2 separate regions of the Homo sapiens genome follow, and region 2 is linked to region 1. A link is an interaction called in ENCODE POLR2A ChIA-PET data of the cell type or tissue named here. Cell type or tissue: OCI-LY7. All regions are shown on one strand. Each heading gives the region's core, and the rest is flanking DNA. Links, peaks and the distances in the headings are about the cores only.

Region 1 (4,400 bases), core at 310-4,309:
CCTGTCTTTGAAACAGTTATGACAGAGGGCCAATTGTTGATATAAAACATGGCTGCTTTTGCTCTCTGTGAGCGTGAAGCCAATGGCAAGGTGGCATTGCTGGAGGATCTGTTGGAAAAGTTGTACTAAGTGACCCAGGGCAAAGGTGACGTACTGACCCAGGGCAAAGGTGACGTACTGGGTTAGCTGCTCCTCTAGGGGGTGGGGCTATTGGAAGAAAAAATTGATGGAAGTCACTTTGGGGCTCATTCATTACAATTTACTGAGCTTTCATAGCCAATCGATGCTTCCCAAACTAATGCCATCCAGCTCAGGGTCAAGCCCCTTCAGCCCGTTTCTAGAGGTTTCAGTGAAGACAAAATGCTCCTGTTCTGATTCCTGTTTCCAGAGAACTCTAAAAAGCAAAGGTGCAAAGAGTGTGTTGACTCCCGAGTATGGGTCAAAATCATTCTAGAAAACTGATCTGAAGAATGATCGTGTGAGACACTCATCTGGAGAATTTTGCAAGGTCATCCCGCCTGTTGAGACATAAAGGGACCCTTCTATTACAGTGGAGGGAAGCTGTGTCTTTCGGGCACGGATTCTCAACCAGGAGGAGTTGGGGGGCATTTTTCCCCCCAACTGGACATGTGACAAAGTCTGGAGACAATTTTGGTTGTCTCAACTCGGGAGGTGGTGCCACTGGCATCCAATGGGCAGAGGACAATTTTGGTTGTCTCAACTCGGGAGGTGGTGCCACTGGCATCCAATGGGCAGAGGACAATTTTGGTTGTCTCAACTCGGGAGGTGGTGCCACTGGCATCCAATGGGCAGAGGACAATTTTGGTTGTCTCAACTCGGGAGGTGGTGCCACTGGCATCCAATGGGCAGAGGCCAGGGGTGCTGCTAAGCCTCCCAAAATGCCCAGGACAGCCCCAAAACAGAGAATTACCGGACCCCGAATCTCAATAGCGCCAAGGTTGAGAAACCCTGCTTTGGAAGCTATTTTACTGCTTATAAGCTCCTAAAAGACTGTTATATCGCTTTTTACAAATTAGTAACTCTCAGCAGTTATAATTCACAACCTGAGCAGAAAACACAGGAATAACTGTGAGCTCTAGTCCTGAAAGTTGTGAAGTTCCATTCAAACAACTTTAGCTGGAAAAAGTCAGTTGGAGATGAGTTTTCTCATTCATGGTGCCTTTTCATCAACGTTGAAAGGGAGAGTCCTATGTGGTCGACTTCCAGAGGCACAGAGTCCTGAGGCTAACTTCACAAAACCAGGGTTTCTGTTTCACATCCTTCTCCCATTCTGTCTCTGTGAGTGTGTGTGTGTGTGTGTGTGTGTGTGTGTGTGTGTGTGTTTTGGGGGCCAGCATCCACCTCTGTATCAAAATATCTTAAATGATACCAGCAACAAACCAGAATCAAAAAAAAAAAAAAAAAAACACCATTTGAAATTATAAAGATCAGCAGTTTGCTACGTACTTGGGCCCATTTGATATAAACTTTGTTTTTATAAAGTATACCGTGGTAAAACTTTGAAACTTCAGTTCGTTAAAAATAAGAAAAAGGAGAGAAAAAAGGAAGAACGAAAGAAAGAAAAATGAGGAAAAAATACTGTAACAGCCTCACTCCCTTTGAAGTCAGTACTGATATAGCTCTGAACAGATCCATTCAAGTTCAACTAACATCAGACAAATGTTTAGTGTATCAGAGCAAGCCACGAAAGCAAGGATTTCATCAATATTTCACAACAGCCTCAGGGAAACTGTAGATTGCAATGCTGTAGGGCAGCTAATGGAATTACACACAAGGGTTTTGTACATTTAAAATAAGCAGCTACTAAAAAAAATTACCCTTCAGTTTGATAGAAACTGTATAAAACTGCAGATAAGAAACAATTAAATCACTCCCAACATTTATCCATGTCACTCTGATAGGTCATTTAATAACAGGTATTACTCTGTGTGTGTGTGTGTGTGTGTGTGTGTGTGTGTGTGTTTTCCTCCCCACTTACTAAGGCAATAATAAAGATTAACATTTATGAAAAGAAACATAAAATATAGCACAGCCAAATGAATAATTAAAGACAGTTTTGAAGAACGCTTGCCATTGTGTGCCCATGAAGTCTTTTCCACAGTCACCAAATATGTTTATACAAAATATAATTATAAATAGACAGAGGCTGCACGGGAGACCCACTGACCCTTGTTTGTTTTGATGTTAAAAAATAACTTTGAAGTATTTCCTAGGAATGCATGGGTTTCTCCGGATCTCATACATATATTATCATCTAGTGAGGCTCAGGACACCGAGAGGCTGGCTTTCTCTTTTGGAAGGTTTACAGAAATAGGCCTGGAGTTTGCAAAATGCTATTCAATAAGCCGGTGTGAGATCAGCATTTTCTTCCCTAAAGTCCTTTGTTGAAGTAAAAAATTCTGCATATGAAAGCAAATTGCATTTTCTAAACTGATACTTCCGTGACCACAAAAACTCACCTGACTTTTCTAACCCTTGGAGTTTCAGTTCCCCGAACAACAACCCTACTATTTATTGAAATTTCACATAAGGAGGACTTTTCAGACACCGCTGGATCTAGATCTCAACGGGGGGATTTTGCCTCCCAGGGCACAATATCTGGAGTCATTTTTGTCTCCAACTGGATGAGGTAGGAATGGGGGTGCTACTGGCATCTAGTGGGTAGAGGCTGAGGAGGCCACTAAACACTGATAACACAGGACGGTACCCGGTAAATAATTATCCCAAATGGTAATATGGCCGAGCCTTAGAAATCCTGTTCTAAATACACCATTTGAACACCTGAGCTTTATTAGGATAATAATAATACCCTTGTTAATATGGTATCCTAACTTCCAAATCATTCCCTGGTTTCACACACATCTATTAAAGAGCTTCTAAGTGAAACTCACAATGCTAAGTCCTTTGGAGAATAAGGATTTGACACGGTTACTGGCCACAGACTATTCTAATTAAGAGAGAGAGTTACACATACACACACACACACACATACACACACCGACCCACACACTTCATGACAATAACAGCTGCTATTTACTGAGCACAGAGCAGGTAAGAGGTGCTTTGCATACAATATTTCATTTTACCTTTATAACAACTGTGCAGGGGAAATATTTTTGTTGTGTCTTTTTTACAGATGAAGGGACACTGCCCAAGGTTACTGACAGAATACGGCAAGGCTGAGACCCAAATCCTAGGCCTGTCCCCAAAGCTCCCATGGCCACTGGGTTTATTAGTAGCTGAGTTAGCATTGTGTTTGTGTGCATGTGTGTGTGTGTGTGTGTGTGTGTGTGTGTGTGTGTGTGTTAAATTTAGTCTGTGAGCCATCTTCTTTAAACTTATGGTTTTCATCCTTTTCATGATAATGTCTATGTATACATACTTTATCATATACATGTATATTTATTCTTTATGTCACATATATTCCTTATTATATAACTTTATAGCATTACAAAAACCTTTGATAAATGTGGAATTATACATAAATACATCCATAGTAGAATTTTTCACTTATTTTCCAAATAACTTAAAGTTGAGTATATTTAAACCGATTCCCTCTTTCCCTGTTACAATTTAGAGCTGTAATAATATTGGAGGAGCAACCAGGCCACTTTTCATTTGTCAGAAATTTCTTTAGCAGAGCTCCGGACATCATGGAAAGAGACTTGCTTTTGGAATTGAGATAACTGGGTTGAAGCCTCAGTTCTGCCAATGAACAAGCGGTGTGATTTTAGGAAAACTGCTTGGTTTTTCTGAGTACCAGTTTCTTCGGCTGTAAAACAAAACTACCAATAGTTGCCATAGCGGAGTTGCGAAGATTTGAATGATTAAATGACATGATACCTAATAAAATGCTTTGCAGACCCTGCAGTGTTAAATCAATGCGAAGCCTGCATCAATACGAACATTCCCTTCTTCCAGCACTGAGGGCGAAGTCACCTGGGAAGCTCTGGCCTTCCAATCTCCGTTAACCTTCGTCAGAATCCAGCTCTCTCCGTTAATGGGTCAATCAATCAATCACTCAATAGTTATTGAAAGCCTACTATGTACAAGACCCAGGGGACCCATGATGGGCTCTCGTCAATAGAAGTACACAATTAGCAGGCATATTTTGACTTAACCTCTGGTTGGCTTCCTAATGGAATGGTCTGTAAGTATGGGAGGAGGTGAGTGGGAAGAGAAAGAAGAGTGGGTCTGCCTTCAATAGTCTCTTTCCCTTAAGAAGTCAATAACAGGAGATGGTTTAAGCCTGGGATTGGCCACCTATGGCCCACAGGCCAAATCTGACCCACTGCCTGTTTTCACTAATAAAATCTTATTGGAACATCGCCATACTGATTCATTTACTTAGGGCTGCTTTTGTGCTACAAGGGCAGAGT
Region 2 (4,400 bases), core at 68-4,067, 140 kb after region 1:
AGAGAAGTGGCTGATGACTACACAATCCCTTTCAAGGGACTGTGTTTTATAATGCTCAGCATAGATGTACTTCTTTCACCAATGTTGCCGTTATAGAACTATCTCCTGCACTACTATCCAGGCTTTACATAAACTCACTTCTTAAGTAAATGAATTTGAACAGTGTATTTTCTATCACAACTGACATTGGCAATCTAGCGATAATAGCTACAAAATTACCAAATTGATGTGGTCCTCATTTTACACAAGTATTACACCTTAAAATAAATACATTACAATTAAATTGTTAGGAAGTTTATCTGTGTACCACTTAAAATGCCACTGTGTGCTATCAGAGTTTCACCCATCCTCCAAAACACACTCCTGAGGGAATATAAACATTCATACATGTAAACATTTTATCTGATATGGTAAGTATTTTATTATTTGAATTAAATATTAAATGGTATCAAGTCTGTATGCGTGTTTTGTTATATGGAAACATGACATATTGGAAACAAAACAGCAAACGAAAAGGGGAGTAAAATTGAAGAAAGAATCCACACAGGCTTGAAGCTTAGGAGTGTGCACACACAGCATTAGTGACTTATTACCTCAAACCAGAGGCTCGATGAAGCCTTTGTTTATTCTGCAAATCCACAGCAAAATAATTGCTGTGAGTTATCTTAAGATGCTGAGGAAGCCACCTCAAAGCACACCTGGGCTTGTGGGCTCGGAGACCCTTGCAAGCAAGCTGCTGTCAGCTGCTCCATTTTGGCAGACGGGGAAATGGTGCACCTCAGTCTTACAGAGGTGCACTCCATTCCAAACCCAGCCAAAGTTCATGTCTGAATTCTGCTGCTTAAAATCTTTCAATTGGAAGGAACTCCTCACTCTGTCTCATGGCTTTCAAATTCCAGCAAACCTATTCCCCCATGGCTTCATGCCCTGACTCTCTCCACCCTATTCTCAACCCCAGTCAGAATGGTCTCCTTCGTATTTGTGACAGTTAATATTGAGTGTCGATTTGATTGAATTGAAGGACGCCAAGTATTGTTTCTGGGGGTGTCTGTGAGGGTGTTGACAAAGGAGATTAACATTGGAGTCAGTGGTGTGGGAGAGGCAGACCCACCCTCAGTCTGGGTGGGCACCATCTAGTCAGCTGCCAGCACAGCTACAATAAAGCAGGCAGGAGAAGATGGAAAGAGCAGATTTGCTGAGTCCTCTGGCCTTCATCTTTCTCCTGTGCTGGATGCTTCCTGCTCTCAAACATCAGACTCCAAGTTCTTCAGCTTTTGGACTCTTAGACTTACAACACTTGTTTGCCAGGGGCTCTTGGGCCTTCGGCCACAAACTGAAGACTGCACTGTCAGCTTCCCTACTTTTGAGGTTTAGGGATTTGGACTGATTTCTTTGCTCCTCAGCTTGCAGATGGCCTATTGTGGGACTTCACCTTGCAATTGTGAGTCAATTCTCCTAATAAACTCCTCTTGATATATACATCTATCCTATTAGTTCTGTCCCTCTGGAGAACCCTGATTAACACAGGATTCTTGGGCGCTCCCCAGGCCTTCCTCAGTAGGGTCTGGGCACTTGCTATTTCCTTTGACTGAAAGGTTCTTTTCTTGTTCTTCATGTAGACAGTTTATTCTCACCCTTTGAGACTTATCTAAAATGTCACCCTATCAGGGAGTTCTCTTATAGCCACGTATCTTATGATCTAGCTTTTTAATCTTCATAGCTATTATTACTGTGTGAAAAATCATATTTATGTGATTAAATGGTTAATGTCAGTCCCTCCAAAGGGGCTGTGATTTTTCTCAAGGGCAAATCTTTTCTCAGTCACTATGTTATCCCAAATGCCAAGTACAGTGCCTGGCATGTAATAGATACTTCATAAAGTTTTTGTTGAATAAATAAATGGACTTACGAAGACCAGCTTTCCAAATCTTGGAAAAATCCCTACTTATCTCTTTCTATTACGGTGCAAAATGTACATTCCCTTTACAACTTCTTTGCCAGCCTGGAAGTTGGAAAAACTCTGTTTAATAAAAAAAAAAAAAAAAAAAAAGAAAATCCCATTCCTGTACCTGTCACTGCTGGGTTAAACAAGTTCACTTAAGATTTTTTTCTCTGTGTGGGCTTTCCTCAGGCCCTATAGATGTGCCACGTATGTTTTATGAGCTAACATTTATTTTCGACACTTTGGCCTATTGGACATGATCTCGTAAGCCTGAACTCTCAGCTGACATGCTGTTGAACATAATGGGGAGATTTAAAAAGGTATCACCAAGGAGTAGAGAGGATTGCGGAGCGCCAGGGGCGAGGAGGAGGTGGTTGAGATGAGCCACGGAAAGCTTTCACACTGTTCTCCCTGGCAGTCAAGGAGCCGTTGCTATGATGTGCAGTCTCAGCACGTGCATCCTGAGCCAGCCGAAGAATGCAGAACAACCTAATTGCTATCCTTGGAACTCAGTGCTCCCAATAAACTTGAAAGCTGAATAGCAACATTTCACAAACAGAGCTGCAGCCTCCTAGCTAGGTGAGCGGCAGTGGAGTCTCTGCATTGCTGTGTGGTACTCTGGATGGAATCCACAGGTCTCGGAAATGCCAAAGCACTCTCTTTCTCAGACAGAGTGAGCCTTCAATTAATTACAAAAACTAGACATTGAAAATATGCCATATGTCAATCCATAGTGGAATTCATATGGGGGAAAGGGAAGTTTTAAAGGTTTCTGAAAGCCATCAAATCTCCATTTAGATAGAATTCTTCAAAAAAATATGAATTTAGTTATTCATTTGCACGGGGTAAATTTTTCAATTTAGCGGAACAAAGGCAACTACAACTTGGCATTTAAAAACTTGGGAGAGTTGACAACAGCAGGACGGAGGGCCAACGCTGAGATCCTCAATTCCATTCAAATCACATAATCAGTTAATGCCAATTTGTTGCTAGTGCTTTAAAGTCAGAAACAAACAGGGCCCTTAAAGGATTTCCCTCCATAGTACCCAACAAAATTACTCATTGCAATTTCCTGTATGATAATTTTTTAAAATGTCTGTCTAACTCCAGTAGACTATAAATTCCATGAGAGCAGAATTGTGTACATTCTGTTCACTTTTGAGTTCCCAGAGTTGAATCCAGTGCTTCATATATAGTAAGTTCCCAACAAAAACTTACTAAATGAATCAAATTAAGCCCCAGTGCTGGACCTCAAGAAGCTCTCTGTTCAGTAGGAAACAGGTAAGAAAACAAAAGGATTTCAGCAATAGGTGATGAGTCCCAGAGCAGAACTATGCCCAGGATACTTATGGGACAACAGAGCAGGAAGCTGAATTCATCTTGAAGACAGACATGGGGTAATAGAATGCTTCCAAGAGGGGGCAAAGCTTAAGTCAATTTTAAAAAATAATGCCAGGTAGAGAGAACTGCTTGGGAAAAGGTTGGAGGAGAGAGTTATTTAGTTTCTCTCCCTGGAGCATTAGTCCAAAAATCACCAAGGTGGCCAATTACCAATATGGCAGATACAAAGTCTCTGGTCAAGCCAAATGCCAAAAGAATTTACCTGTCCTTGGATTTAATCCAACTAGAAGAAGCAGAGGTACTACACAGCCAACACGTACCATCATTTAAGTCCCTGCCAATGGCCGAATCAATAGACATACTACTTTTCTCTAAATAGCCTGAAGACACCACTAAAATACACAAGCAAATCAAAAAAGAAAGTCTTTTCCAAGAGTTTTACCAAGAACTGTAAGACCTTGCCAGTCTGTTTCTGATCCTTCTTTTAACAGACACAAATCAGAAGCATGATTATGAGTAACGCTGTGCACCCAGTGAAGAGGAAGAGACACCCACGAGGCAATTAAAACTTTGGTCCATGGTCTTTCAAAAGTGAAGACTGGGGGCTTGCATCAAGAAGTCTGAGTTCTCATGAGCCGACTGTCAGAGCTAAAACATCAGAACTTTGGGCCAAGGATCGAAAATGTGTAATGCATAAATGTCTGTAGAAACTGCCAAGGGATTTGTGTGAGCTGACCAACTGTGCAAACAATTATCTGTGTTTAGAAAGCTCTACAGTAACGGAAACGTGAAGATTTGGCCTTTGGAGTTGAAGAATCTCCTGGAAATATCCCTTGGAGTAACTACTTGTTTACTTGGAAAAGCATCTGATCCTGGGCAAAAAAATTTCCCTTTTTTGGTTGACCTCAATTCTTCTCTCCATTCATGACAGGCTGTTGCTCAAGAAAGGGCAAAAGGTCTAGCCATGTGAGAATCTGGTATTATGAATTCTCCTCCTTCAGATCATCACATGGCTTGTTTTCTCACTTCCTATGAGTCTACTCATAGGTTCCTTTCTCCGCAGAGCCATGCTTGGCCATCCTATCTAGCATGAAACCCTCCACCCCATCCCCTGACT

The links. Peaks named below come from ENCODE experiments on the same cell type or tissue, not always from the same donor. Only the 100,000 strongest peaks of a DNase experiment are listed, where the experiment ranks them.
Region 2: POLR2A ChIA-PET joins it to region 1 with 6 read pairs; 2 of 35 experiments call an interaction of 5 or more read pairs at or near these places.

Annotation. Positions count from the first base shown.
Region 1 is chr20:53,225,047-53,229,446 of GRCh38, reverse strand. The region is part of intron 1 of TSHZ2 (teashirt zinc finger homeobox 2); the gene reads right to left. Among named protein-coding and RNA genes, the nearest start is that of TSHZ2, 250 kb to the right of the region's middle. In OCI-LY7, for the core only: a CTCF peak has its summit at 2,600; DNase peaks (open chromatin) are centred at 1,266, 2,466 and 2,996; H3K4me3 peaks cover 2,322 bases; H3K27ac peaks cover 1,777 bases.
Region 2 is chr20:53,086,971-53,091,370 of GRCh38, reverse strand. The region is part of intron 1 of TSHZ2 (teashirt zinc finger homeobox 2); the gene reads right to left. Among named protein-coding and RNA genes, the nearest start is that of TSHZ2, 120 kb to the right of the region's middle. RefSeq lists a silencer at 2,429-2,655. In OCI-LY7, for the core only: no CTCF peak of the experiment used is centred there; no DNase peak of the experiment used is centred there.